2 separate regions of the Homo sapiens genome follow, and region 2 is linked to region 1. Evidence: read pairs that join two places in POLR2A ChIA-PET (ENCODE). Cell type or tissue: MCF 10A. All regions are shown on one strand. Each heading gives the region's core, and the rest is flanking DNA. Links, peaks and the distances in the headings are about the cores only.

Region 1 (15,959 bases), core at 3,931-8,930:
ATCATAGAACTCAAGGAGGAGCACAGCACAGGTGGAGCTGGGAAATACAAGGTAAGGGCCCACCCCAAGACAGGCCAGTGTTTCTTAAACTGTATACTGTGACCTGCTAGGAGGTTGTGAAAGCAATGGGGTGTACGCCCAACCTCTGTTTTTAAAAAATGAAACAGAATAGAATATCAGAGTCCACCACAGAGTAGCACCAAGAAGCAGTGAAAAGCACGGGTCTGGACCCAGACTGCCACTCATTAACTGTACAACCTCAGACAAGCAACTGAACCTCTCTGTGCCCAAGTGGCTTCAGCTTTAAAGTGGTCATAAGAACATGTGCATCGCATGGGTTCTTACAGGGACTAGATGAGTTACTATTCACAGCACAGCAAGAACAGTGTCTGGCAATCAGTAACTGCCATGCAAGTATTTGTTAATCAAATAAAGGGTAAGTATTGTCTTGTGACACTTTTATAAAATATACATCAAGTGTACTGAGTTTCAATATAAACTGTCTTTATTGCGAGTAAAGGTCAAAAAAGTTTAAGAATTTTGGTCTTTCACAGAAATCTGAAGCCCCTGAAAGATTTCATCAGAGAGGAGTGGCACCAACAGGTTTACATTCCGAAAAGATGGCTTTGGCTGCAGTATGAAGTTGAGGACCTTATGAGACAACCAGCTGGGAGGCTCTCGCAGAAGTTGAGGCAGAGATGATGGTGGCTCATGGGCAGCACTAAGAAATAGCCACAGGGACCCATAGGCACTGATATTGCATGCAGAGATCTTGAGAGCTGTTTTGTGCATTCTGTGGCTAGGTCGCCGATTAGTGGAGAAAATTTTGTGATGGCATCTGAATCTACCTGGAACATCAGTGCCTATATTGGTCACAGCTTCTCTGGTGGCAAATAACAACATCCTTCTCTGGGTATCTTAAGCAAATGGGGGCATTTATAGGATAAATCCACTGGGGGCTAGCACACCAGCATGGAAAATGTGGTGGGGGGGGCAGGAACCAAGATAGTTCTGGAAGGCTAAGAAATACAGGAAGCAGGATCAACACCACCAGTACTCCACTGATACATTCATGAATGACTTCTAATAGTACCGTCTTGGTTTTACTCTTAATATTCAAAGTTCTTGGCAGACACAGCCAATCAACCAAGGTCAGGTCACAGGCAATGCCTTAGCTGACAGGAGACAGAGAGAGGGAGGATGTTAGCCCCTTTGTCTTTCATAGTGGGAGCTGGGGCAGTCACCCACCCAGATGACTCACAGTGGGAGATTTTCCCAGAATAGAAAGGGGCACCACCGGAATGGGTGAAGGATGGCACAGGGGGCACTGATGGTACAGGGAGTCAAGAATGATTCACGGGCTTTTGGATTGTGGGGTCATTTTGAAACTACTAGAAAAGAACTGGATTTTGTTTGGAGGGAAGGGTGAATGAGGAGGAAGCACAGGGCCGGTGTGGACATAAATTGAGTTTGAGGTGCATGTGAGATAAACAACTGGAGATACACAGGGCTGGGGCATAACAGAGGCCTGAGGTAGAGAAACAAGTTTGGGACTCAACAGGATATAGATAGTATTGAAGACATGGTCAAAGATGAGGCCAACCTAGGGCAAGAGTAGAGTGAGAAAAGACCAAGCACGAAGTCTTGAGGAATTCTGTCACTTAAAGACAAGGTAAAGGAGGATGAGTCTTCAAAGGAAACTAAGACAAGGCCAGAAAGGTTGAAGGAAAAGCAGACGGATGGTGGCGTGGTGTTGAGAAGAAGTCAACCACCAGTAAGAAAGTTTCATGCTCATGGATTTAGTGACAGGAAGGTCATGGGTCACCCTCATAAGAGCTGTTTTCATAAATTAATGCAAGGAAGCCAGACTGAAAAGGATTGAGAAATAACTGGAAGATGAGGATATCCTTCAAGAAATACAATGTGGGCTGGGGCACAGTGGCTTATGTCTGTAATCCTGGCACTTTGCGGGGCTGAGGCCCGTGGATCACCTGAGGTCAGGAGCTTGACACCAGCAAGACCAACACAGTGAAACCCCGTCTCTACTAAAAATATAAAAATTGGCCAGGTGTGGTTGTGGATGCCTGTAATCCCAGCTACTCAGGAGGCTGAGGCAGGAGAATCGCTTGAACCTGGGAGGCAGAGGTTGCAGTGACCAAGATCACGCTATTGCACTCCAGCCTGGGTGACAGAGCAAGACTCCATCTCAAAAAAAAAAAAAAAAAAAAAGGAAAGAAAGAAATATGATATGGAAGGGACAGGATATGACAGTAGCTCAAGAGGGTTATGGAGTCTAGGGAGGGTTACTGCAACTGCATCTGACTTAAAACAAAGGGAGCTCAATGTTAATGGCAAAGATGAAACTGGGTTCATTTCTTTAATTCCCAATTCTACTAACCTAAATGTATGATGTATTGGTAATTATTTTATTCTCATATATAGACCTGAAAAGTAAAAAATAAACGATTACATTATTAAATAGAACTTGATTCAGGGATTATGAAAACAGTCTCAGAGTGGGACTCTGGTATTAAATATGTGACTAATATGTTGTATATACGTAAATGATTTGCCTAACTCTTGTACATATGGCAGATTTTTGCAGTAAATAGTCCCCAATAAATCATACTCCCCTCTACGCAGGTGACTCACTAAATAATGGCACATCGGCAAACACGATGCAAGCAGGAGCTTGAGACATACTTGCAGATTGGGGCTTGCCCTCTCTTGCTGCTGGGAACACTTCCACCAACATGTGAAAAATCTCAGGCAGGCCTGCTGGAGACACACAGTCCAGCCAGCACCTATTTCCAGACATGTGAGTGAGGCAATGCTGGACCAACTAGCCCCCAGCTTCCCACCTGCTCACTGTAGCCGCATGAACAAGTAGGGGCAAGAGCCCAAATTTCTGACTCACAGAATCATGAGTTAATTTAAGACTGTGGTTTTAAGTCGCTAAATGTTGGGGGTAGTTTGTTACCCAGTAAAAGATAATTGAAACAGTACATAAAAGTTAAGGAAGGCTAACTGCTGTAATAATAAATAGAATGCTAAATATACAACGGCTTAAATACAATAGAAGTTTATCTCTTGCTCATGTGAACAGTCCAAAGAGGTTTCAGATTGGTGGCAGGCGGCTCTGTCCCATACAGTCACTCAGAGACTCAGGATGTCCGTCTGTCATCGCCAATGTGTGGTTCCCAAGGTCACCTTGGGCATCATCAGCCAGACGGCAAAAGCAGAGAGAGCAAAAAGGACAGCAAATGGGAAGTTTTATTGGGCCCAGCCAAGAAACATGACATGTCTCCTACTCATATTCCATAGGCTAGAACCCAATCACGGGACCAAGGCTAAGTGCCATGAAGGAGTAGTTGCGCGCCTAGGAAGATGAGGAAACAATATGATGAACAGCAGGCACCACAGAATTGTACTGGCTTTTTTAGAAAATAAAAATCACGTTTGTCAGATGCAGCATGGCATAGTGGGAACAGGCTGAGGGCCAGAAAGATCTGCGTGAGATTTTGGTTCCACACTTGTTAAGTGTTTAACCTGGGAATATTACCTAATCCAGTTAGACCTTCATTTCTTTATCTACAAGATAGGGAAATACTTTTTTCATTGGGTTGTTGTGAAATTGGTGTAGTTTAATCTCTACACGTGGTAGAGTGCCGGGTACATGATCGGTGTTCGATAAACGGTAGCTACTGGCATTAACTAAATTGAATGGTATGATAAACAAATCAAAAAATATGGAGGGAAGAGTAACACTAAGCTGTCCAGATAGCAGTAGTATTAGCCATGATGCTTCCAAATTAAAATTACTGAAGTCCAATTAGCCAGGCTTGGTGGCGGGCACCTATAGTCCCAGCTACTTGGGAGGCTGAGGCAGGAGAATGGCATGAACCCAGGAGGCAGAGCTTGCAGTGAGCCGAGATCGTGCCACTGCACTCCAGCCTGGGCGACAGAGCAAGACTGTCTCAAAAAAAATTACTGAAGTCCAACTCAGTGTAATACAAAAAGAAGGGATTAGAATGATACAAAGAGATGAGGTGACTCTCAACATCAAAGGGAGACCTGTGGACTGGAACCCCTTTCAGGACTTCAGAGACTCAGTCTTTTGTTTTGTTTTTCGTGTTCTATGTCCACTTATATTCTTTGCTTCATTCTCCCCAGTTATAGACACACCTTTTGCCTCCACAACTGCTAATTTTAAAATGTGCGATAATGGTATTGTAGTTATGTTTTTAAAGAGTCCCTTTCTTGAAATACACATTGAAGCAGTTATGGATGAAATGATATCAAGGTTTTGCTTTAAATACATTTTAATATATTTGGGGATGCAGATGACATCCCCAAATATATTAAATTTGGGGATGAGTGCAGATGACAAGATTGGCCATGGGTTGGTCATTGCTGAAGTTAGGGGATGGGTGGGGCATTTCACTACATAGCCCTCTGTAGGGTTCTGCATCTGCGGATTCAAATCAGATCAAAAGTGTAGTTAGGTCTATGATGGTTGTGTCTGTACTGAGCATGTACAGATTTTTTTTTCTTGTCATTATTCCTTAAACAACACAGTATGACAACTATTTACATAGCATTTACATTGTATTAGGTACTACAAGTAATCTAGAGATGATTTAAAGTATGTGGGAGGATGTGCATGGGTTATATGCAAATACTGTGCCATTTTATAGCAGGGACTTAAGTGTCGGCAGGCTTTGGTATTCACAGGGGGTCCTCAGACCAATCCCTCACAGATACTGAGGAATGACTGAACCATCCTCTCTACTTTCATATATATTTGAAATTACCCATTAAAAAATAAAAACAAAGGCCCAACACTCATCTCGTCTTGGCTTAGCAATTCAAGAAAAGAAACAAATCGGGTTGGTCCATCTTATGTTAATTTTTTAGCTGTGATTTTCTGCCTTGGTGAAAGCTTTATGTAGTTAAAAGGAAGAGTGATCAGCATTTTCATCCATTTGGGTATGAACTTTCTGGACTTTAAGAGAAATGGGTAAAATGATATACATAAATCAGGACTTGACAGGGTTGAACTCACTACAATCTTTTCATGACCACTTTGCTAGAACACTTTTCCCATTTTTCTTACATCACCTTATGAGAGGCAGAGCTATTCTGGCAGTGTTTTCCTCAAGCACCATTGTATTTAATAGAGTCTCAGGAGAGACAAGTTCAGAGAAAAAGGCACAAGGACTGCAAAAGTTATGGATCTATTTTCTAGTGATGTAGATAATAAGCTTTCAGAATAGTCATGTGTATACTGAAGGTATCTAGTCAGAATGCCCAATACATCAGAGATCTTCTGGCCAGCGGCGCAAAAGAAAAGGATAAAGAGGTTGAGAACTAGTTACTATTGTTTTCTCATGTGATATATTTTCTAAAGAGAAAAAAGCTCTGTTTCTCTTTATTACACTCAAGGTGTGCATAGGTTTTGTAATCGTGTTGCTTGAACTGGTTGATCTCATGTATTATGTTGATCACATAAAAAATAAGGATCAAGGGGAAGAAGGTATTGATAACCTTAGAAATAAAGCCTAGGGGCTGGGTACGGTGTCTCACGCCTGTAATCCCAGCACTTTGGGAGGCCAAGGCAGGCAGATCATGAGGTCAGAAGTTCAAGACCAGTCTGGGCAACATAGTGAAACCCCATCTCTACTAAAAATACAAAAAATTAGCCAGGTGTGGTGGTGTGCGCTTGTAATCCCAGCTACTCAGGAGGCTGAGACAGGAGAATCGCATGAACCTAGGAGGTGAAGGTTGCAGTGAGCCGAGACAGTGCCACTGCACCTGGGTGACACAGCGAGACTCCATCTCAGAAAAGAAATAAAAATAAAAATAAAAAAAGCCTAGGGATATAGGGAGCCAGAATTCCTTGGCTATAACCTAGTCTTTGGTCTTTGGCAAAAAAAAAAAGTATATTTGGAATTTAACTTTAACTTTTATAATTAGACATCTTTGCTAATCAGTCTCATTTGTTATATCCAAATCAGACTTTTAATTTTCACAGATATGCCAAATTGTCTGTTCCAAAGATGGGCATCACAATACATCCCATTCCATGTGCTTCTCTTGCTATGTAACACTGACACTCCTTCCAACAGGTGGTAGAAGTCTGTCTTCTCCCCGTGCTCCTAGGAAGACCTTCATGTCCTCCTTGACCAACAGGGGATGGTGGAAGTGACTCTGTGTGACTTGTGAGACAAGATTCTAAAAGTCATGCACTTCTGCCTTGTTCTCTTGGGATAACTGCTCTTGGAACCCAGCCATTGCAGTGAGGAAGTCAAATAGCTCCATGGACATGCCATGTGTAGGTGTTCTGGCAAACAGCCCCAGGTGAGGTTCCAACTGACAGCCAACGTCAACCACCTGACGAGAATGAGTCTTCCAGCCTTGATCTGCTGAGTCATCGCCAACTCCAGCCAATACTGTAAGGAGCAAAGATGAGCTGTTCTGCCAATTGTAGCCCAAATTGCAGATTTTTGAATAAAATAAATGACTGTTATCATTGTAAGCCACTAAGTTAGGAGTGCTTTGTTATGCAGCAAAAAATAATTAGAAGAACAAATATGACATTATTAAATTAGTAATGCTTTTGACTTTTAGTACACGGGGGAATAGATAAGTAAAATGTTGAATAAATATGAATAAAGTGGAATATTTCTGAAGCAGTCAGAGGGATGAATTAGCCATACATGCAGCAACATAAGTCAATCTTAATACACAGTGAAGAACTAATCATCAGAATGCTATACAGACAATATATTAGGCCGATTTTGCACTGCTATAAAAAAATACCTGAGACTGAGAAAAAAAAAAAAAACCTGAGAAGAGGTTTAATTGGCTCACAGTTCTGCAGGTTGTACAGGAAGCATGGTGCTGGCATCTGCTTAGCTTCTGGAGAGGCGTCAGGGAACTTTTACTCATGGCAGCAGGCAAAGCAGGAGCAGGCATGTCACATGGTGAAAACAGGAGCAACAGAGGGCGAGGGGAAAGATGCCTCACACCTTTAAACAGCCAGATCTTGCTAGAAGTACCGCAAAGACAGCGCCAAGGGGATAATGCTAAACCATCCAAGAGAACTCTGCTCCCATGATCCAGTCACCTCCCATTAGGCTCTACCTCCAACAAAGGGAATTACAATTCAACATGAGGTTTAGAGGATACAACATCCAAACTATATCAGACAATAACCATTTATAAACATGTAAAAAAAAACTAAAAGAAATCTTAGGTATTTTTGAAAGATTCATAAAAATCTAATTCAATGTACAGAAGGTAGATCAGAAGGACATATATTAAATACACTAGGGTATGTAGTTAAATAACTATAGGATTGGGAATGGGAATAAAGGGAGAAAATTTTAAAAAAGTCAAAAACAAGAGAGTGTTATGTAATTTCCAGACTTGATTCCCATTTCCTTCTAAGTCACACAGCTAAAATCTATTTCCCAGCCTTCTGTGCAGTTAGGTGTGGCCATATGATTTAGCTCTAACTATTGGAATGTGGGCAAAAGAGATGTAAGTTATCTCTAAGCCAAGCCCCTCAGCAAGGAAAAAATGGCCTTGGCAACTAATAAATAGATACCAAGATGGACCACATCCTATCCTGGGTCATGTAAAACAAACCTTCACAAATTTAAAAGGACTGAAATCATAAAAAATATATTATCTGTTCATAATGAATCTAACTAGAAATCAATAATAACAGAAAGATACCAGGAAAATCACAAAACAATTAGAAATTAAACAACCCACTTTTAAATACTCCAATGGTCAAAGAGAAAGTCTCAAAGGAAATGTAAAAATACACTGAAGGGAATGAAAATACAACATATAAAAATCTTTGGGATGCAGTTAAAGCAGTTTCACTTTTAGAGAAATTTATAAATTTAACACTAAATGCTTATATTGGAAGATGGTCTCAGATCCAAAACAAAGCTTCCACCTCAAGAAACTACAAGCGGAAGAGCAAAATAAACCCAAAGCAAGTAGGAGGAAGGAATAAACGTAAGAGTAAAAAGTCAATGAAATTGAAAACAGAAAAACAATAGAGAAAAATGAAAGCAAAAGTTTATTCTTTGAAAAGATCAATAACATTGATCAACCTCAAGCAAGGCTGACAAAAGGTGGGGAGAAGAAGAGAAGAGGGAAGGAGAGAGGAGAGGAGAGGAGGGGAGACAGGAAGTTAAGAAGGGGGAAAGTGCAAGAAAGACATAAATGATCAATATTGGTAATGAAAGAAGGAATACTATTACAGACCCAGCAGACATTACAGGATAATAAAGGAATACAACAAACAACTCTATGCACATAAATTTGACAATTTAGATGATATGGACCAATTCCAAACTATAAAAACACCCAAGATAACAGATAACTTGAATAGTCTCATAACTACTAAAAAAATTGAATTAACAGTTTAAAACCTTTTGATAAAGAAATCTCCAGGCCCAGATGGTATCACTGCTGAACTGTAACAAACATTAAAAGAATAAGTAACAGTAACTTTATACCATCTCTTCTGGGAAACAGGGAAGGGAACAACTAATAAGTGAGTTAGCAGGGTTGCAGGATACAAAGTTCACACACACACATACACACAAATGGAACTTATTTCTATACACTAGCAACAAATGTATTGAAACTGAAATTAGAAACACAAAACCCTTTATACAGCTGCTCCAAAAAAATAACTTCAATCTAAATTGAACAAACTATGCATAGGATTTGTACGGAGAAAATTACACAACTCTCATGAAGAAAATCTTAAAAAGACCTAAGTCAATACAGAAACAAACTGTGCTTATGGATTGAAAGATGATTCAACATATTGAAGATGTCAATTCCCCTCAAGTTGATCCAGAGGCTTAATACCACTTTCATCAAAACCTCAGAAGGAGTTTTTGTAGATATGAGAAAATTTTCAAATTTACATGAAAGCATAAAAAACACAAAAGAAAGTAAAGCTGGTGGAATCACAATATTCAGTCTTCTAATACTATACAGTGATAGCAGTTAAGGCAATGAAGTCCTGGTGGAGGGACAGATATGCAGATCAAAGGAACAGAATAGTGTGTCCAGAAATAGACCCATGCAACTGTGGCCAACTGATTTTAACAAAAGGGCAAATCCAATTCAAAGGAGAAAAGATTTTTTCAACAAATGGTGTTAGAGTAACTGCACATTCTTGGTCATAAAAACAAACCTAAACCTAAACCTCACACCTAATACGAACATTAACTCAAGATGGATCACAGATCCAAATGTGAAGAGTGAAACCATAAATCTTTTAATAGGCTAGGATTAGGTGGAGTTCTTAGACATGATGCTAAAATCATGACCATAAAAGAAAAACATCAATAAAGTAGACTTTATCAAAACCAAATCCTTTTGCTCTGAGAAGGGCCACGTTAAGAGGATGAAAATACAAGGTATAGACTGGGAGAAAATATTTCCAATTCGCAGTTCGGACAAGGACCTTATATCCAGAATATATAAATAACTCTAAATACAACAGTAAGAAAACAAAAAATCCAATTAGAAAATGTACAAAACCAGACACTTTACTAAAGAGGATATTCAAATGGCATGTGGTATTCAATGTTAAACACAGATGTTTAACATTGTAGCTACTAAAAAATGCAAATTAAAGTCATGGTGATATACCACTATACACCTATTAGAATAATATGTATAAATAATGCCCAAAACTCCACAATGCTGTTAGTGAGGATGTAGAACAACTAGAACTCTCATATCCTGATGGTGGGAATATAAAACGCTACTCTGAAAAAGATTTTGGCAGTTTCTTATAAAGTTAAACACAGACTTGCCATAAGTCTGCTGGGTATTTATCCTACAGAAATAAAAACACATTTCCATACAAAAATCTACACAAATGGTTATAGCAACTTTATTTATAATAGCTGAAAGCTAGAAATAACCACAATGTCCTACAATAAGTGAATGGATAAGCAGTGGTTCGTCCACACAATGGAATACTACTCAGCAATAAAAAAGAAGAAACTACTGATGCATGTGACAAGCTGAAGGACTCTCAAGGATACTTGCTGAGTACAAAAAAAAAAAAGCCAATTTTAAAAGGCTATGTACTGCATGATGCCATTTACCTAACACTATTGAAATGGCCAAATGATAGTGACGGAGAACACATCAGTGGTTGCTGGGGGTCACATCTGTGAAGGTATGATTATAAAACTGTAGCATAAGAGACTTTGTGGTGATAGGATATTCTGTATACTGATTATGGCAGTAGTTACCATGCATCTATAACATAACTAAATTTCATATAAATATACACTGGAAAAAGACATGTAACAAAATTCGAATAAAGTCTGCAGTGTAGTTAACAGCATTAATCAATGCCCATTACTTAGTACTGATAATGTATCAAGGTTACCTAAGATCTTGTCATTGGGGCATCTGGGGAATCCTGGGTGAAGACACACAGGAATTGGTGGTATTGGCTTTTGCAATTCTTCATGAGTATAAAATTTATTTTAAAATACAGCTTAAAAAATTGGTATGAAGAGGCTTCTAAATATAATCCAGACTTTTACCCTTCCCTAGAAGACTGCATTTAGGCCAATAAAATAAGAAATACTTAAAATCTGCCTCACTTGCTGATCCACCCAAATACTGTTCCACACTTTTCTGTTTGTATCTCTCGTCTTCCCTCCTCCTCCTCCAGCCTCTGAAATATACAGTCTAACTCAAAGTCCCTTAAAATGGCAGTCTCCATACGAAGAAGACCCAAATACTTCCCAATATGTCCATGTCTAACGCAGGCTGTATTCAGAACTTTGTGCCACTGCTAAGGATTCCCGAATCCTGTCCCAGCCCACCCACTCCACAACCTTCTTGACCTCTGTCAAGCAGCTCATCTTTTTGTGGGTCTAGGATACAAAAACTTCATATTGTGAATTTAAAAAGTCACTGGAAAATGGTTCCATTCTAGTCAAGAAGAGAAAGAACCAGAAGCCTCTGAGTGATTATAAAAGGGGTCACCAAACGGGTACTGTAGCATCCAAATTCCAACGATCCACTTAGCCCAAGAAGATAAGTATCTTTAATAGTAGGACAGAAACAAACTCTTCAAATTGACATGGGTAATACTATAAATCCCACAATTGTATTTAAAAGATTCAATTTTTCAGAACTGTAACATTTTCAGGTGGTAGGTTAGCTTTTGCCCTGTCTGACCTTCCCATAGCTGGCTCTCATTTTCTGCCTTCTACTTCTCTGTCTCCTGCTCTTAGAAAAACATGTGAATTAATAAAAAAGTATTATGATGTTATTTACATACTCATACAGTCCAGATAAAATTCAAACGAGTTTTTAAAAATTGTCAAGTTTTACTGGCACTGGTTCTTTAAATTTTTCTTCCTAAAACTAATATAGGAGAAAAAAGTTAACTGTTAGTTTGAATAATGGTCTTGGTTACTAGGTTGGAAGATACAAAAAGCAGGAAACTTAAAACCTTTTGACATGATTTAAAATTTTGGTTTATGAATACATAGTTTCATCATGTATCAAAATTAGAATGAATTCTATTAAAAGAGTTCATGTAACATTTATGATCATATCCCTTTGGACAAATTGAAATGATTTTAGTTTAAAAAACAGCTCTATATTGTCTTATTGACTTTATCATCATGTAAAAATGTTAGTACAAAGTGCTAGTTTGTATGAGAATTGGATTTAATGTTTTTAGGATTTAAAATCTCTAAAATTCTTGCACTGGTTTATGGGTCAAATAGATTTAATCATGTGAAATTCTTATTAATGCTGCAAACCATAAAGACTTAATATGAGCTTTAGTTTCCAGATCCACAGTTAACTTTACAAGTTTAGACTAATATTAAATAGAGTTAATAAACAATGTTTAGATACTTTGACAATTTCTAAGTAAGAAAAATATACAAAACTGGTCAGGAAACCTGGTTTTATACTTGTCCCCTTTATTTTAAAGGATGAGTAAAGAGAAACCAAGTGCAATTGCCTTTGGATAATATTAATTTATTTTTACTATCTTAAGATTTATAAGATGTAAAATGTATACTAATGGAGAAAAAAACTAGTTTTTGGTGTATGTATTCCAGTTCTCTGTGTTTAGAGGAAATGAGTTATTTTCATTGAGGTAGTAACTGACAAAACAGTTAAGATAATAACATAGTTATAAAATAATACATGAGATATGTATCTCATGAGATAACAAACGTGGCTTATCTGTTTATTAGAGAAACAATTTGATTAAGATGGTAAATTCAGTAATATATATTGTTTTACTTAATATGTTCATAAAGGTAATTGTATTTTAAACCTGAATTAAGACTTCAAATTTATTACATATTTAAATATTACATTAAACAAATATTTAGGAAGGTACATTCATGGAAGAAAAATCCTTCAGAGCAAATCATTATTTGGATGATAGAACAAAACAGTCAAATTCAAATTAGTATACTCTTCCTGTAAAATGACCAATCTCATTCTATCCCCAAAGAGTTTCTTTTCAAAAATAAAAGTGTGAAATCTCTAGCACACTCTTCAATCATTTTAACATAAAGTTTTTTTGAAAAAATTAAATTTCTTATCACCATCATTCTTACTGTTGCTATGTGTTCATGATATTGTAAAAATTTTCTGCAGTTAGTACTTCTTACTTATGTTCATATTTTGTCTGCTTGTTAACTCTTATTTTGCCTTTTCCAACTTGAGAATAATAAAATTGCCAATGTGTGGTTTACAACTAAATGTTCTTCAGGTATCCTAGAATGGCCACAAGGCAACCCTGAGATTTGCCTCTTGATAGCCTTGGGTGTGATGGCATATATGAAAACAGTCTTCAATTATTACTACTCTATTTAGCTAACCTCAACTTTTCTAAGACTTTTTTTTTTTAAATAATCATAACACACTTCTCAGACTTTTCTGTGAAAATAAACAAACATACCAGAAGCCATTTTTTATACAGAGGGTGGGGGGGTGTGGGGTGGGGAGGAAGCTACGAAATAATTAGGTTTTTTTTTGGCATTTCCAAATTTTAATTACCTTAAAACTTATGAAAAAAGTCTTTTTAGTTGTCTAAACATAGAATAATAAAATCTGAGAAATCACATGAGAAATTTTAAACAATCATTTAATATCAGAAAATAAAAACCCCTTTGAGTCTTGATGAAATGGACCTTTTCAGGAGATCTGAAGCTCTTGAGTCTTAAAAATCTCTGGGAGGAGATGATCAGATAGATGAAGGCCGCTATAACCCAAGACCCTCAGATTGAAGAGATGGTGACACAAAGTAGTTGGCGTCTACCCAACACGGAAGAACAAGATTACTTTTCTGATAGCTCTGCTTTTCTTTATTTTTCCCACCTTATTGCTGATCTTTATGTTATTGTACTGTGGTGCCCCCTAGCAAGCACCGAAAGGCCTCGCAGATTGTGTTTACATGTTCTCACTGTTATAATTTGATTCTCCCATGATCCTTCTACGCCATGTAAAAAAGGCAAATTCTCGTTTGTTCTTCTCAGTCTATAGCTCCTGCTCTACAAATCTAAATCAATTGTTGCTGGATTTTTTGATTGTTTGTTTGTTTGTTTTAAGACAGAGTCTTGCTCTGTCACCCAGGCTGGAGTGCATTAGCACAATCTCGGCTCGCTGCAACCTTTGCCTCCTGGGTTCAAGTGATTCTCCTGCCTCAGCCTCCCGAGTAGCTGGTATTACAGGTGCCCGCCACCACGCCCAGCTAATTTTTGTATTTTTAGTAGAGATGGGGTTTCGCCATGTTGCCCAGGCTGGTCTCAAACTCTGACCTAAGGTGATCCGCCTGCCTCTGCCTCCCAAAGTGCTGGGATTACAGGTGTTGGATTGTTTTTATCTCTAAACTGACCTCACTGATAAAAATTAACAGCTGTTACTTTAAATAACTTAGATGGCTGATTTTCTTCTACAGGTCCCTTCCCATATTCGAAGCTTCCTCACATTTGTTAGCCCCAACCTTCAGAACTTTTAAAACTTGGAATCTAACCTTAAGTCAACAAAATACTTCTGCTGAAATGATTTTAGCACAGCTTACTAGGAGTGGAAACAAATACTGGGGCTAGCCTTGTGGCCATGGTCAGTTGGTTCTCTTCAGATTCTCCAGACTGATTTGCGAGAACTGTTTACATTCACTCAGGAAATCTGCCCACCTCAAGGCACAAGTAGTTGGCTCATACCTACTGTGATGTATGTTACTGTATTAATCTGTTCTCGTACTGCTAATAAAGACATACCCAAGCGTGGGTAATTTACAAATGAAAGAGGCTTAATGGACTCACAGTTCCAAATGGCTGGGGAGGCCTCACAATCAATGGCAGAAGGCAAGAAGGAGCAAAGTCACCTCTTACATGGTGGCAGGCAAGACAGCGTGTACAGAACTCCACTTTATAAAACCATCAGATCTCATGAGACTTCTTCACTATCACAAGAATAGCACGGGAAAGACTCGCCCCCATGAATGAATTACCTCCTACTGGGTCCCTCTCACGACACGTGGGGATTATTACAATTCAAGGTGAGATTTGGGTGGGAACACAGACCCAAACCATATCATTTGCACTCCCAATACAGATGACCCCACATTCCTACATGGCTTCTTTTCAACCAACAAATCAAAATTTGAGAGATGCAGCTAAAGCAGTACAACAGATTGCAGAGGAAATTATAGCATTCTATACAAACTCTTTCAGAAAATGAAAGGGGAGAGAACACTTCTCAACTTTCTTAATGAGCCCTCCATTACCCTGACACCAAAACCAAAGATACTGCAAGAAAACAACAGACCATGTCCTTCACAGACATACATATAAAAAGTCTTCAACCACATTTTAGCAAATTGAATCCATAAATACATAAAAAGTTGGGTCAACATTCAAAAATTAATCAAGGAAGTCATCCTATCAGCTGATTAGAAAAATCATATGATTTCATTTGATGGGGAAAAAAATTGCCAAAATTCAATATCCAGTCATAATAAATCCTCTTAGCAAAAGACTGAATGCTTTCCCTTTAAGTTCAAGAACACGCAAGGCTCTCGGCTGTTAGTAGTGAGATCTATTCATATTAGCCAATGTAATAAGGGAGGAGTGAGAGAGGGAAGGGGAGAGAAGGGACAGAGGTGGAAAGTGACACATGAAGGGAAGGAGGAGCAAACAATAAAAAGAGAAAAAAAGAAAAGAAAAGGCGTACAGATTAGAAAGGAATAAATGGTTTCGATCTGTGGACAACATAATTGTCTATGCAGAAAATTCCAGAGAATCTACAAAAAAAAAAAAAAAAGCTACTAGAACAAGTAAGTGAGTTTAGGAAGATCACAGGATACAAAAGGAAATATAGAAAAATCAGTCAGTTTCATATAACAGCAATGAACTGAATATTAAAAACTTTAAAACAGTATTATTTACAATTTACAATAGCACTAAAAATCATGAATACTCAAGTATAAACCTATCAAATTATGTAAAAGATTTGTATATTGAAAACCATAAAACGCTGATGAAAGACACTTTAAAATACTGAAATAGGCTGGGTGTGGTGGCTCACGACTGTAATCCCAGCACTTTGGGAAGCTGAGGCTGGCAGATCACGAGGTCAGGAGTTTGAGACCAGCCCAACCAACATGGTGAAACCCCATCTCGACTAAAAATACAAAAATTATCCGGGCGTGGTAGCACGTGCCTGTAATCCCAGCTACTCAGGAGGCTGAGGCAGGAGAATCACTTGAACCCAGGAAGTGGAGGTTGCAGTGAGCCAAGATTGCACCACTGCACTCCAGCCTGGGTGACAGAGAGAGACTCTGTCTCAAAAAAAACAAAAACAAACAAACAAAAAACTGAAATAAATGGTGAGATATATTACATTCACTGGTA
Region 2 (15,959 bases), core at 4,804-9,803, 81 kb after region 1:
AGAGGCTGGGAAGGGTACTGGGGAAGGGGGATATAAAGAGGGTTTGATTAATGGGTACAAAAATACCTTCAGATAAAAGGAATAAGACCTAGTGCTTGGAAGCACAACAGGACAACTATAGTTAACAATAATTTATTGTGTATTTCAAAATAACTAGAAAAGCAGAACTGGTATGTACCTAATACAAAGAAATTATAAATGCTTGAAGTGATGGATGTCCCAATTATCCTGATTTGATCATTACACATTGTACATTTGTATCTGAATATCACATGGACCCCTATAAATGTACTATTATGTACACATAATAAAATTTTTTAAAAAAACTAAGAATTTGCTAATAATATTTAATTTGTTGGCTTGTCTGAAATATCCTAGAAGGAGCAAGGAAATGAAGAGAGCCTCTATACTCATAAAATTTGTATTAGATTCATAGACTATACAAGGAATTATTAGGTCCATAAACTCAACAATGAAGCACATGAAAGAGGGAAAAGTATATGAAACAGGCAGTCCTTCACATGAAGGTAATCTATGTTGTTGAATACTCACTGTGGCATTCTTAATTTTTTCAAGCTGCCAAAATACCATCTGCAATAGATAATACCACCCACATCATTCAAAATCCTTCCCTGCCCTGACAGCCTTGGGCGTCCCATTGGGATCTCTGCCGAGCCAGCTGCCCAATCCCTGAGAGTTTCTACCTAGTCAGCCAATTTCTTCTTCAGGTACCAGGATGTGGGTGTTCAGATATATTGTGCATTTAAAAAAATAAGAAGGTTTTGGTGAGCTAGTCTGAAAAACCAATATTTCAAATATCATCTCTGTGACAAAGAGTCTGAAACTCTAAATCATCAACTTATATTTGAATTTCTGGAACTCATCCAATTCAGGAGCTTATCTATATAAATATATCCAGTCTGAAGAAAACAAGCCCCACTATTCTTGTGTTATAACTATGAATGTTTATAGACAGTTAACATTCACTTAACAAATAAATTTCAAAATTTCAGATCTAGCTACTTTGGAAAAGGCTGCAAAAGTGTAAGTTAAATGAACAGTATGCTGAAAAAAATGTTCTTGTTTGAGCACTAACACAATTCAGAGGCCCAATGTATCTGATGTATCTCTCTATGGAATCAACATGTAGGAATTCAAATATAAAATTGTGAGGAATCCAGTTGACTAAAAAGATTCAGTTTTAGAGATTCTCTGGCTTTACCTTGTTCTACTTTATAATAATCCTAGATGGTTTGCTTATGAGGTATTAAAGGAGCCAATTTCCATTTGGACTCATCACCTGTGACAGACATTTTGGGGGGGGTCTGACTTTAAAACCAGGTGGCATTAGAATTCCCCTTGCCTATGATAGGAAAGTACATTATTAACCTGCCACCTCTCTGTAACCCTCCAAATCAGTCCAGGCAAAGCTCCTTTCTCCTTCACTTACTCATAACTGGCCACTGTCCAAGAGCTAGTTTTAAAACCTCAAAAACTATACACGGTTTTTATTAAGAAGCTGTATTTGCTTCTTGCTGTGAATGTTTATACAATTAATACATACTTTGAATTTTTTATCTCTACAAAATAAAAAATAAAAGCCAGGCATGGTGGCATGCACCTGTAGTCCTAGCTACTTAGGAGGCTGAGGTAGGAGGATCACTTGTGCCCAGGAGTTTGAGGCTGTCGTGTGCCATGACTGTGCCTATAGATAGCCACTGAGCTCCAGCCCGGGCAACACAGCAAGATCCTGACTCTAAAAACAAAAATATATATATTTTTATTTTTTAAAGCTTTCAGTCAGCAACTTTAAGAATGCCTACAAGTTTATTTACTTATTGCATGAAATTTATTAATTTCTAGATTGAAATACTGTTAAATATTTAAAATTCGAAATATTTGGTTGTTATAGTATCCCCAAGCAGAAGGTTATATATTAGTTCTTAAGACACCAAACAAGTGATCTAGCAGAACAGTTTAATGACTTAGGCATAGTTAAATCAGGAAATTAAGAACTGTCAAATATCCAAACCTGACCAAAAACAAGCAATGGGGAAAGGATTCCCTATTCAATAAATGGTGCTGGGATAACTAGCTAGCCATATGCAGAAGATTGAAACTGGACCCCTACCCCACGCCAACCTCCTTAAACCACATACAAAAATTAAGTCCAGATGAATTAAAGACTTAAATGTAAAATCCAAAACTATAAAAACCCTGGAAGACAACTTATGCAATACCATTATAGACATAAGAACAGGCAAAGATTTCATGACAAAGGCACCAAAAGCAATTGCAACAAAACCAAAAATTGACAAATGGGATCTAATTAAACTAAAGAGCTTCTGCACAGCAAAGGAAACTATCAACAAAGTGAACAGACAACCTACAGAATGGGAGAAAATTTTTGCAAACGAAGCATCTGACAAAGGTTTAATATCCAGCATATATAAGGAACTTAAACAAATTTACAAGAAAAAAGCAAACAACCCCATGAAAAAATGTGCAAAGGAGATGAACACTTTTCAAAAGAAGACATAAATGTGGCCAAGAATCATATGAAAAAAAGCTCAACATCACTGATCATTAGAGAAATGCAAATCAAAACCACAAGGAGATACCATTTCAAGCGTCAGAATGCGTATTATTAAAAAGTCAAAAAAAAATACATGTTGGAGAGGCTGCAGAGAAAAAGGAACACTTAACACACTGTTGGTGGGAGTGTAAATTAGTTCAACCATTGTGGAAGACAGTATGGCAATTCCTCAAAGACCTAAAAACAGAAATACCATTTGACCCATCAATCCCACTACTGGGTATACACCTAAAGGAATATAAATCCTTGTGTTATAAGACACATGCATGCATATGTTCACTGCAGCACTGTTCACAAGAGCAAAGACATGGAATCAACCTAAATGCCCATCAAATGATAGACTGGATAAAGAAAATGTGGGTCCATATATACCGTGTGAATACTACACAGCCATAAAAAAGAAGATCATGTCCTCTGTGGAAACATGGATGGAGCTGGAGGCCATTATCCTCAGCAAACTCACACAGGAACAGAAAAGCAAATTCCGCACGTTCTCACTTGTAAGTGGGAGCTAAATGATGAGAGCACATGGACACAAAGAGGGGAACAATACACATTGGAGCCTACCAGAGGGTGGAGAGTAGGAGGAAGGAGAGGATCAGAAAAAATAACTAATGAGTACTAGGCTTAATACCTGAGTAACAAAATATCTGTAGAACAAACCCCCATGACACAAGTTTACCTATATAACAAACCTGCACATGTACCCCTCAACTTAAAAGTTAAAAAAATTGTTAAATATCACAATACACAAGAAGACTGTATTCTAGATATATTACACAAAAAGTAAACATACAGAATACTAAGACTGTGTGTAAATATATTATTATATGGTCAAATATATTTGTGATTTTCAAATTGAAAGCCAGAAGCTTTAAGATTTATGGATATTTAAAGGCACTCATATTAAACATAAACAATTATAGAATATAAGATAGTGGAGCAGGTATGAAAAACAAACCCATATACTTTTAGTCACAAATTTTGAATGAGAACACTTTCTATTTCTTAAATAACTAAACTTGAAGTAGATAATGCAAAGTAGCCAATTCAATTTCATAATGCAAAAAGGTTAGGATATAATCAACAAATACATTTATTATGCCAAGTAACTGCTTAAAACCACTTTCACATTTCATCAGCAAATGAATGGCAAAAAGTGCTCTATTGTCAACCCTGTAATAGGGTGGCTGAAGCACCACCATACTAGAAAAAGTGAAGGAAAGGGAAGAATTGAGAGACTGATTCTTAGATCAACTTGCAAAACACTACCAAAAGTAATATGCTCATTTCAATGTTAAATTCTACCCCTCCCAACATTTTTGTTACCTGAGGAGAAAGCTCAGATAAGTGCTGCTATATCTACTAAGTTTTTCATAGAACCTTTTTATTTAACCAATAATTCTTAGCTCAAAGAAATCAGTGACTATTACTATTAGTAGGCTGTAAGCTCCATTTCTGTTCATTCACTGCTATATCTCTAATTCCTAACACAGTACCTCGCACATAATTGATGCTCAAAATATATGTTGAATTTAGCCAATCTTTCAATTGGCTATAGTGTTTACTGGTACCCTTTCTACACATTTTATTTCAGGCCAAAATTTATATTTAAAAAAAATGAAATTTCTCTTAAGCTTTTGAAGTCTGTTTCTTTATAAAATTTTGAAAACAACTTTCATTTTTCCTTCATTTTATTCTATTCATTGGTTAGGACAGAACTACTTGATTTTTCCCCCCCAAGTCTATTCCAAAGTATGCCAAGGCTACATTTAAAATCTTTCCTAGGTTTTGGAATATCTAGAGATTTTGGTCAGGAAAGAATGGTACAGTCTAAAACACCAGACCTAAAAAAATACCAGTTCGCTCCAGAGCTCACAGACTAAATTTGTATATGGGAGGAAAGACAGAGACACATATGCACTGCATAGGTAGAGTTTTGGGTTTCTCTTAATGACTTTTTTCTCCCATTAGGCATCTATTTACTATTGAATAAACTTTTATTCTCCCTACTCCTCATATATGTTCCCTTCATTTACTCTATACTCTTAAACAAAAAGAAAAAAGTTGCAATTTCAACCATGCTTACTTACTTTTGAAAATGGCCATTATGAACATTACATTTTACTTAGGCTTAACCCAAAAGATTTTATTTCAATGCAGCAGTTCTCAAACTGTGGTCCAAAGAATCTTGTACAGTAGGAGAAGTGGAAGAGCCTTTGAAATCCTTTTAGATTAACAAAGTAAAAACTATTTTCATGGTAACACTAAGTATCTGTTTTTTTGTTTGTTTGTTTTTGTTTTTTTTTCTTTTTTTTTTTGAGACAGAGTCTCACTCTGTCTCCAAGGCTGGAGTGCAGTGGCACAATCTCGGCTCACTACAACTTTCGCCTCCTGGGTTCAAGCGATTCTCCTGCCTCAGCCTCCCGAGTAGCTAGGATTTCAGGTGTGCACCACCACACCCAGCTAATTTTTTTTTTTCTTTTTTTTTTTCTTTTAGTAGAGATGGGGTTTCACCATGTTGGCCAGGCTGGTCTCAAACTTGGGATCTCAGGTGATCTGCCTACCTCGGCCTCCCAAAGTGCTGGGATTACAGGTGTGAGCCACTGTGCCTGGCCATATCTGCCTTTTTCATTCCCATTCTCTCCAGTATAGCAGCAGAGTTTTCCAGAGGACACAAGACGTGCCATATCACAATAAACTGAATGAAGAAGCAGATGTGAGAATTCCTTGTCATGAAGCCTGATATTAAAGAGTTTGTAAAAATCCTGAAAATGCCACTCTTGTCACTAAATATTTTGTCTTAGAAAATTTACTTTTCATTTAAAAGTTGTCAACATAATTATATTTATGTTTAACAAAATAAATTAAAAATTATAAATTCTGTTTTAATTTATGACAAATATGGATAGATATAACCCAAGTAAAGAAAAACTCTTTGAAGTCCTCAGTAATTTTTTGAAGTGTAAAGAAGTCTTGAGATCACAGAATTTGAGAACCACTGCATTAATGCACTAGTAAAAATAGAGAAAACAATGTCCTTCCCTCCTTTTAAATTATACTTGAAACATGAAATTCATAAAATGTAAGTTAATTCTAACTTAAAATATTATTTTAAACCATTGGACTTACCATTATAGGTTATTCGTGGCTTTGTTAAACACATTACAAGATGCAAATCCATTTCATCTGAGGATACAAATTTTGAGCATACAGGGCACTTAAATCCTAAAAAACAAAAGAAACTCAAGTTACTTAACTATTCTGAATATCCAGCTATGGCTTTTAAAAAGCATGGAAAATCAAAAAGCGTTTGAAACTTCAATATTACACTTACTGCATTACACTGTTTATGTGCAACTCAAGTCAGGAAAATTTTGTGATTATAATATCTGACTTTTGTATCAGTTTATGAAGATGATCTCCTCATCAAACAAAACAAGTTAAAATGAGAGGGATGCAGTCCACTACAAACTCCTGTATCTCTCTCTGATGTACTGGTCCAGGTATTCTCGTTTTTAATTTTTTACATTAACCTGTACTCATGATTTCATGTTATTACAAGCTTTGTAATCTGACTACTCTTGTGGAAATTACCTTTACCAACTTGGTATAGTACACTGTGAGTCACAAGTTTTATAGCTAAACAGCACCTTAGACACTATTCTACCTCAATAACCTTAAAATTTTATCTGATGCAGAACGTGAAGCCTTTCAGAACAGCAAAAACAGGTCTAGAATCTAAGACTCCTGACTTCTACTTTAATGGTCTTTCTGCCACACCATGGCACTGAAGTCATAATGAAAACAGAAACTAGCATCAGATCGGGGTACAGGTTTTTGCAGTCAATTTTTGACACTTAAAAATTAGCTAGTTTCCTACATTATTCAATCTGCACTACTAAGTATTTGCCTGAAGTACTCCATTAAAAATAAACTAGCATAATAAAATAGGGACTATTTGATGTATTCAGCTCTGTTCTGCCCCCTCACTTACCAAGGTGAAGTGTCCCATCCCTGCCTTCTTGCTGCTAAGACAGTCCTCAGATATACCATGTTCCCCTGCTGTCCTACTGCTCCCTCCCCTGACACCACTAAGCTGTTTGGAAACCTGAACCCAGATAGCCAACTTATAGTTTGGCTAGGCACAAATCAGAAGTGGAACAAAAAGATGGCATAGGCCAATCAATTTTTTTTTTTTTTGGAAATATGATTAAGAAACAGTGAGAGACTATATTGGCCAGCAGTAAAGAGCTTAAGCAGAAAGGTCAAAAGTAAGTAAAAGAGAGACAGTGGTGTCCATGACGGCTCAGGTGTAAGCTGAACTTACGAGAGAACAGAAACTATAGGCAAGCACAAGAAAGAAGGCCACATGAAGCTAGAGTGTAGACAGGAACAGAAGCACTGTGAGAGACAACTAATAAGATGGGTGGTGAAAGAGACGTTTTGGCAGCTCTCTAGTTCCAACACATGTGTTCTCACAGGAACTGTCCTCCCTTCACTGTGATGTGAAACTCACTGCAACCAAATGAGTGAGGCTAGAATTATACCTCATGCCGAACTTTATAAGGATTGGGAAAAAGATTTTGGCACAGCTAATCCTCCAGGTATTCAATTTCCTAAATGAAATATATGATTTTGTACAATGTTTTTCAAACTGTAGTACATGCATTTTAAAAGAAAGGAATAAAGGTATGTTTACTTCAACTTCTTGAAAACCACCAAAAAGAGAAAGAAAAAAAACAGGAAGGAGGATTCGATTAAAACAAGTTTGTCCAACGCATGGCCTAATGTGGCCCAACACAAATTCATAAACTTCCTTAAAACATTATGAGATTTTTTGCAGTTTTTTTTTTTAGCTGATCAGCTATTGTTAGTGTATTTTATGTGTGGCCCACAGAAGCCAAAAGATTAGACACCCCTAAAAATGAAACTATAAAAAATGTGGCCCAAGGAAGCCAAAAGATTAGACACCCCTAAAAATGAAACTACAAAAAAACTATAATGGCCAAACACAGGCTACATCGAATACTGTGAAACTGATCAACCATGGGGAGAAAGCAGAGATCCTAAAACTGCAACCAGATTTTAAGCATCAACTAAAGAATTCTTGCCTTGAAACTTAAAAAATTTGCTTCCCTGAAGTTAAACTTAGCATAAACGAGGGCAAGAGGCAACTGATTTGAAACATCAGAATCATCTGGGTACTGGCAAACAAACTTAAACAAAAGTGCAATACTGTGAACCTAAAAAGCCTCACTTGAGAGCCATCCAACTGCCTACAAAGTAGAGCCTAAGGGGAAAAACAGTACGTACAAAGAACCACCTGGATTTCTAGTTAAATACAGTGAATTAAACACATGTTTCTCTCTCCTCCCCTCCAAAACCTACTAAAATGAAAATAAATAATATTTAATAAAAATGAGTTAAAGAACTTGAGAGAAGTCGGCAGCAAATGAGAAAAAAAAAATAGATGAAAGCATCAACGGCACGGAGCAAACACAGATCCTGAGTGTCTGCACAAGTAAGCCAATTCTCACTAAATAATTCCCAAAGGACTCAGGCATCTGGAGCTCCATGACTTCCCAACACAGTAGTGATACATGAGGCTAAAATCTAGACTGACTGAAAGACTGAATAAAAAACAGATCCCGAGGTCCCCAATCCATTACATACAGCCAAGCAAATACCATACCCCCACTAGAGCATGAGAATGGAGATTTACTGTGGGGAAAACAACAACAACAACAACAAAGAATATTCGGAATTGAGAATACCAGGCACGGCAACGGGCAGGGAAGAAAATAGAAGAATAAAGATCTCCGAACTGAAAAAGGCCCCACTCCATAGCCTCCATCTCTACTAAGAAATTGGTAGATTCTTCTCTTAAATCAAAAGGTCTCACAGAATGATACATCAAAATCCTTGACTATTAATAAGCCTTATCTTTGCACATAAAGCTTCCAATCAGTTTTTTAAGGCAGCTCTAAGGCATTATGCAACAAAAGAAAAAAAATGTATCATGGTTAAACACATCAGAAGCAAATTCCAAAGACAAATAATGAATTTAAAATATTTGCAATGTATATCAAAAACAAAAGGACAATATCCTTAATATACAAATGCTCCTTGACTTAGGATGGTAAATTGAAAATATCTTCAGTTGAAAATGCATACACCTAAACTACCAAACATCGTAGCTTAGGCTAGCCTACCTTAAATGTGCTCAGAACCCTTTCAATACCGTATTCAATAAATTACATGAGATATTTGGCTCAGCACCACCGAGTTTCATTATGAATATTGCTAGCCCTGAAAAATATTGAAATTCAAAGTATAGTTTCTACAGAATGCATATCACCTCCACACCATTATAAAGTCAAAAATCCTAAGTTAAACATCTATGTAAAGCACTCTTAAAACTGTATACATATATATGATATGCATGTGGGTACTACTAGTATGTATTTACATATTTACTTAACCACAGCCTGTCCATTTCTAAATTCTTTGTTTTGATTCATCCTTGATTCATCTCTCTCTGTATAGTTATCTTTCTATATACCTGAGTAGATTTATTTATAAATGTATGTATCGATAAATTATTTATATAGAGAAATTTCTCTATGTATATATAGAAAGATCTGTATAGAGATCTACATATATAACATATATAGATAATTATTTGGGACACATGGCAGAGGGGTCTTCAGAGCTCTTGGAAAAAAATGGGACTCAAGAAGTGTATTATCTTTAAATACTCAGACTCAGGACTCAACCAACAGATGAATCAAAACAAAGAATTCGTGGTTAAATAAATATATAAACTCACGGACACACAGGTAGTACACACATGCACGATTCTATTTAAAAATAAAAATATGTGTAAACAACTATAGGAATTATCTCTACAAAACAGTACTAAATATTACAAATGTAAACAGTGTGAAAATGATCAAACTAACAAAAACTGGGATGGGAACAGCAGGATCATCTTGGTGTATAAAAGGCCAAGAGAGACTGTGATGAAGAGAGTCAACAGTAGAGATGAACCAGATCATTCTGCTCTTGTTAAACAGAGAAGAAAACATATAGACAATGAATCACTAGTGTCATTAATCCTTCTCTTCTACCCAAAGAACTTTTAGATGGTCACCAGTATCCTACTAAGGTGTCATCTTTCTCCAGGAATCTTTCTCTAAGTGCTCTACCCCAAGGTCAACTTGATCATTCCCTCCCTTTGTATTTCTTCCATACCTGGACAATACTTCAATGCAGCACATGGCCCTGTGTTTATTTACATGTCAATCTCCTTATTATCCTTAATAGTCAGGTGAAAATACAGAAATGTGAGGCCCAATAGACCTGGTAAAAATCCTGTTTCTATTACATACAGACTAGGTGACCCAGGGAAGGCACTTCAGCCCTCCAGGCCTGACTTCTTCCCTGTAAACACTGATACTACTACTTACACATTAGAAATTTGGTGAGAATTAAAGATTATAATGTATATATAATGCCTGCAACATAGTAAGTATTCAGTAAACAGTGGCTATCATTTATTGAAATTTTCCCCTCTACACTTTTCAGACAACTCTTATTCTTTGTAAATTCTTAAAACAGTACAGTTCTTGCCCAGGAGTTTGAGGCTGCAGTGAACTATGATCCTACCACTGCACTACAGCCCGGGCAACAGGGTAAGACTCTGTCTCTAAAAATAAAGAGTACAGTTCTAAAACGACATTTTTTTTTTTTTTTGAGACGGAGTTTCGCTCTTTCACCCAGGCTGGAGTGAAGTGGCGCAATCTTGGCTCACTGCAACCTCCACCCCCTGGGTTCAAGTGATTCTCTTGCCTCAGCCTCCCGAGTAGCTGGGATTACAGGCACGCACCACCACACCCAGCTAATTTTTGTATTTTTAGTAGAGATGGGGTTTTGCCATGTTGGCCAGGTTCGTCTTGAACTCCTGACCTCAGGTGATCCGTCCGCCTCAGCCTCCCAAAGTGCTGGGATTGCAGGCGTGAGCCAACACACCCAGCCTCTATAATGACATTCTTTAATAATAAAATCCAGATTCCTATTAAGAAAAACTTTCTGTAACTACTCAATGACACATACTGCTGCATCAAAGTTACTTTACCAAATGCTTTTCCATTGTTGATGACTAAGGCAAAAAGATTTTTCTTTGTATCTCCAGTGGCCCAACCCTACTTTTAACTCAGTATTTGTACATTGTTTCCTCCTAGAAACCAACCACAAACAAAAAGGGACTGATCCTAAACCTGAGACTGGTGAATACACCAATTGGCAGGAAAAATACAGGTGAGATTTTTGGGTTTTTTGTTGGTAGAAAAATTACTCCAACCACCAAGTCAGATCTGTTAGGCATGACAGAAGATGAAGGCCCTATTATGAGATTTACATACCAAATCATTATTCTACAACTGCAAACAGGTCATCTAAATGCAACTTTCTTAGTTATGAGAGTTCCCAATAACCACAAACAAAATAAAGACACCAGCAAAAATCACCCAGAAGAACTGATCCTCTCAATCACTATATCCAAAGAGAAATAAAGGTAACCAGGGACTACATTAGAGACAGATGAGATGCCAGATGTTTGGACTCTTCTATTTTAACCTTTATAATAATCCAAATATTCTGCCCCTCCCCCAGATGTCATGAACCTCCCTCCTATGTCATCGACCTCACTGGCTATAAATGTTCTCTATCCAAAGCCGGCACTCCAAGTTTCCCCAAAATCAAAACCATTCCTTTATACTGTCCCTAAAACAAAGCTCCACTCCATCTGATCTCAATTAGGTAATCTGACTAATTTATTTCCAGAAGGCAATAATCAATAGGCTTAACACTCCCCTACGTAGAAATGCAATGAATATGACAAACAATGGAATGAATCAGTGACAGAGGAATGGGTTCAGGAGATTTTTACAGCAAGTAACCTCCATCTGCTACACCAGGCCATACAAAGCTCTTCAGGTAATACAAAACAGAAGCTGTCATTCCATCTCTGATAACAGAACTAAAGAATATTAACCATAAGGAACCTACACTCTCTCTGTTTAAACTGCTCACTTAAAGAGAATATAGGTCTAAGTGGAAAGACATCAAAAGTGCCAGAACTCAGCTCTTCTGATTCCTAGGCTTTGAGCTTTCTGTCACAGCATCCTGGCTGTTGGCCCTCTTTTGCATTACTGAATGCATGCAAGCAACCCCATGCCACCATTCCCTGTACAAGGCTTTCCCACTATTTCCCACTATGAGCCTAATACAAATTTGGTGTTGCCATTTAATTATTTTCCTCCAATAGAACATACCCATTACATCTCCATGCCTTTGCTCTTGATTAAGCCAATATTTTCATCCTACTTTACTAAAAATTTACTCCCATCCCTTCAAGCCCAGATCAAGTCTCACCATCTCAATGAAATCTTTTAGAGAACTCAAAAGCAAAATGTCCTTCTCTGTCCTACTGAATTCCTTTTACTGATAACACTCATTTGACATATCATGTGTAATACTACTTCTGTGTAGATCTTATCTCCCAAATTTGATACCTGTGGGGCAGAAATTGCATATTATTCTGCGTGTTACATCTGATCACTCTGTCCAAGCACCCAGCTAGACCTACAGTCAACACTTAATAAATATCCAAATAAATACGGAAATGAACTATACAGTTGGCCTCAGTTCTAGAGGCAAGAATGGCACAATTAAAGGCAGATTAGGAAATTCTAATTACTGGTGATTATAACCACAATTATAAGCACTGCTTGCAGGAATGCACTGCATTTTTTTTCAAATTCCGTTCAAAGGTAAAATTGTTTTAAACATGCCAGTAAAAAAAAGGGGGGGCAAATAAATCAACTTCCATAAGCAAAGAACTTTAGACTATATAAAACATAAGCGCAGCAAAAGGCCTGGAGTCTAAACTGAAAAGATGAACTTATCTCATTTACTGGTAGGATCTGTTCTGAGTCTGGCAAATACAGAATTATCTGTTATGAAAAATTTCCCAGAAAATGCAAGCTAACTAACTTCTATAACCACAGGCAGGATCAGTTGCAGATGACCTAACTTCTCTCTAAATTATCACGGTTTTCTAATAGGTAAACTTTCTGCTATAAAGGAAAAGTTGCTCAAGAGGCCAAAGAGGAAACACCTAAGTAAAATCTATACACTTAAAAATGACAGCGACTTAATAAAGGACAAAAATATCTGAAATAAAATTAAAATAGCAGGACAGCAAATGTTCCAATAACACAATATAGCAGAATACATTCTGAAACAAGTTAGCAGGAAACGTTTTAACCTTGTTCAACAAGCGTTTTACCAGGCTAAATAGCTAAATGTCTAATTAATCCTCTGATAAATCCTCCAAAGCAATCCTTGATGAACCTATAAAACATCAGTATACAACAATTTGTATAACAGACATTCTTGAATAGCTTAGTTCACATCAGGACCATATATTCAGTCCACTAGGGAAAATCATTACTTCCTACTATCTACTGGTTTATGACAATTCTTTTTTTTTTTTTTTTTTTTTTTTTTTTTTTTGAGATGGAGTTTCGCTCTTGTTGCCCAGGCTGGAGTACAGTGGTGCAATCTTGACTCACCACAACCTCCGCTTCCCAGGTTCAAGCAGTTCTCCTGCCTCAGCATCCCAAGTAGCTGGGATTACAGGGATGCACCACCAAGCCCAGCTAATTTTGTATTTTTAGTAGAGATGGAGTTTCTCCATGTTGGTCAGGCTGGTCTCCAACTCCCAACCTCAGGTGATCTGCCCGCCTTGGCCTCCCAAAGTGCTGGGATTACAGGTGTGAGCCACAGCGCCTAGTCTGACAATTCTTTTACTTTATTTTTTTCATATATTCTCTTTGGAAAGAACATGAATGAAGCAATTTTAAGTGAAAATTATGATCTATTTTTTGTAGCCCCAAAGTCATTAGTGTGCCTCTCATGACACACACTATCACTCAAATATTTGAATGAATGAAAAGCTATCCAAAGCAGTTTTTTATGTTAGATATCAGTATGCTGTAATGACTCATTAAATGTCTTACAAGGATTCTTTAAGTATGCCCTGTAGGCGTCTTTATACCCAACCCCCCCCCCCCCGCCCCACCTTTTTCTTTAGTTAGGGACAAAAAACAAACTTAATTATGGGATCAGACATTTTTAAGTTTCACACTGTGTACCTAACAAATGCCCTCCGTGTTGTCCAAAAAGAGTTACACTTCTCCATGTTCACTGTAATTACTCCCAAGCCAGGTAGACTCAACTTTGTGAGAATGCAAATGCACTCTAAGGGAACATCCACTCTAATCTCCTTTTACAGGTAAGAAAACTCAGTGAGGTAAAAATTCTTGACAAAACTCATAAAACTAGTCAGGACTAGGGCCAGAACTAGGACTCTTTTCACTACACTCTGCAGTCCACTCATCTCTCTACCAGATCTCTCTCATAGCATTTATAACCAATTAAACGATTTACAATATCTTGTACATAAAAATGTTACAACCATGCAACAATCATAGGGGGTCTATTTTGAGATTTCCAAGGGATTATTTCGTGTGAATAGTGGCAAAAAACAAACAAATACCAAAATACCAAAACAAAACACCAATGGAATGAATGGCTAAGATAAGAACAGACACTTAGGTACCATGAGCAAATCAAAATCCATACTGGGACCAAGTCTTGGATATCTTAACAAATACACTTCCCATAGGCCAGGCGTGGTGGCTCACACCTGTAATCCCAGCACTTTGGGAGGCTGAGGTGGGCAGATCACAATGTCAGGAGATCGAGACCATCCTGGCTAACATGGTGAAACCCCATCTCTACTAAAAATACAAAAAATTAGCCAGACATGGTGGCAGGCGACTGTAGTCCCAGCTACTCAGGAGGCTGAGGCAGGAGAATGGTGTGAACCCAGGAGGCAGAGCTTGCAGTGAGCCAAGTTTGTGTCACTGCACTCCAGCCTGGGTGACAGAATGAGACTGTCTCCAAAAAAAAAAAATACATACATACATATATACATATATATATATATATTTCCCATATTTGGAAAACTATGCAGAAACCCAGAGCGATAAAGTACTTGAGATTTAATAATTCCCCCATAACAAGTGAAAAAATTGGACAGCTATTGTTGAAGTCATAAAATGCAAGAAAAGCAGGCACACATTTTTATGTCTTTGGCATATTCACACTCTTAAAAATAACACTGCAGAGATGCCCCCTTTTTTCCCTTTTTTGCTTTTATTACTGATACCCTTTTATTACCTTCTAGCCCATCAATCAACTTTCTGTCCATCTTTTTTGTCTCCTCCACCTCACTCCCAAAAATATCCCATTAGCTTTATTCTTCATGCTTTACTGTCTAGATCATTTTAAATACATATAACCTACAAATCTGATAGATTAAAATAACTATAAATATCTTAACAGTGGGCCACCACTGACAGAGGGTATTTTCCTGTCACTGTGATGCTATGTTGTACAATGTTATGTTATGTAATGTAATGTTACGTGTGCCCCATAAAATGTATAGAAAATAATTCTGACAGAGAAAATTACAACTTTATTAGAAAATAAAGGTCATCTTGAGCAACATGGGTATTTCCCTGGGAAAACAACCAAATAATATAATAAAAATTTCTCTTTTAAATTTGTTTGAATTAATAAATTAATCCATTTTACAGAATAATGTCAAACAGAGTACAACGTGATTGCTCTTATCAAACAGCTGATGAAGGGAAAGAACTAAACCACTATTCACAACGGTAGAAAAGTCAACTTAAACTATGGTAGCACAGGACAGGTCAGCTCTCATGGAAAACTAAATAAAATCCATGTGGCAATACAAACAAGGCATCCTTAATTTATAATATGAGAGAGTATGCCAATAACACAACAAGGACCTAGGGATCAGTGGTTTACCTAATACAAATGGACCTTGTAAAATCGAATATACCGAACATATTCTGCCACCAGGGAACCTCGAAATGGCCACACATCACCACTGGGGGAGGAAGGTAGTGAATGAGGGTACAGAATGATCACAAGACAGACACAGGGAGGTTAAGTAGTTTTTTATTCTTCACTGATGTGAAACAAGCTCACTACAGAATAGGAGGATGCCTCAGTGCCAACGGTAACTTAGTCCATATTCTCGGGGGCAATTCTAGAAATCTGACTAAGTATGCAAAGCACTTTTGGAACTGAGCATGAGCTTTAACAGTAGTTACAGTCTATTTGTTTGTTTTCATAAATATGACAACAGCCTCTGCTCTGGGAATTTTCTCTCAGTAGAAAGGCAGGGAGGGAGGAAGGA

The links. ChIA-PET counts read pairs that join two places held together with the same protein. Peaks named below come from ENCODE experiments on the same cell type or tissue, not always from the same donor. Only the 100,000 strongest peaks of a DNase experiment are listed, where the experiment ranks them.
Region 2: POLR2A ChIA-PET joins it to region 1 with 15 read pairs; 2 of 35 experiments call an interaction of 5 or more read pairs at or near these places.

The regions. Positions count from the first base shown.
Region 1 is chr7:30,394,095-30,410,053 of GRCh38, reverse strand. It overlaps LINC01176 (long intergenic non-protein coding RNA 1176), which reads right to left. Exons shown (of 3, transcript NR_108081.1): 2 at 7,032-7,142; 3 at 5,999-6,452. Among named protein-coding and RNA genes, the nearest start is that of LINC01176, 11 kb to the right of the region's middle. In MCF 10A, for the core only: no CTCF peak of the experiment used is centred there; a DNase peak (open chromatin) is centred at 6,363.
Region 2 is chr7:30,313,507-30,329,465 of GRCh38, reverse strand. It overlaps ZNRF2 (zinc and ring finger 2), which reads right to left. Exons shown (of 5, transcript NM_147128.4): 2 at 5,729-5,824. Among named protein-coding and RNA genes, the nearest start is that of MIR550B1, 32 kb to the right of the region's middle. RefSeq lists an enhancer at 6,668-6,717 and a silencer at 10,457-10,625. In MCF 10A, for the core only: no CTCF peak of the experiment used is centred there; a DNase peak (open chromatin) is centred at 7,045.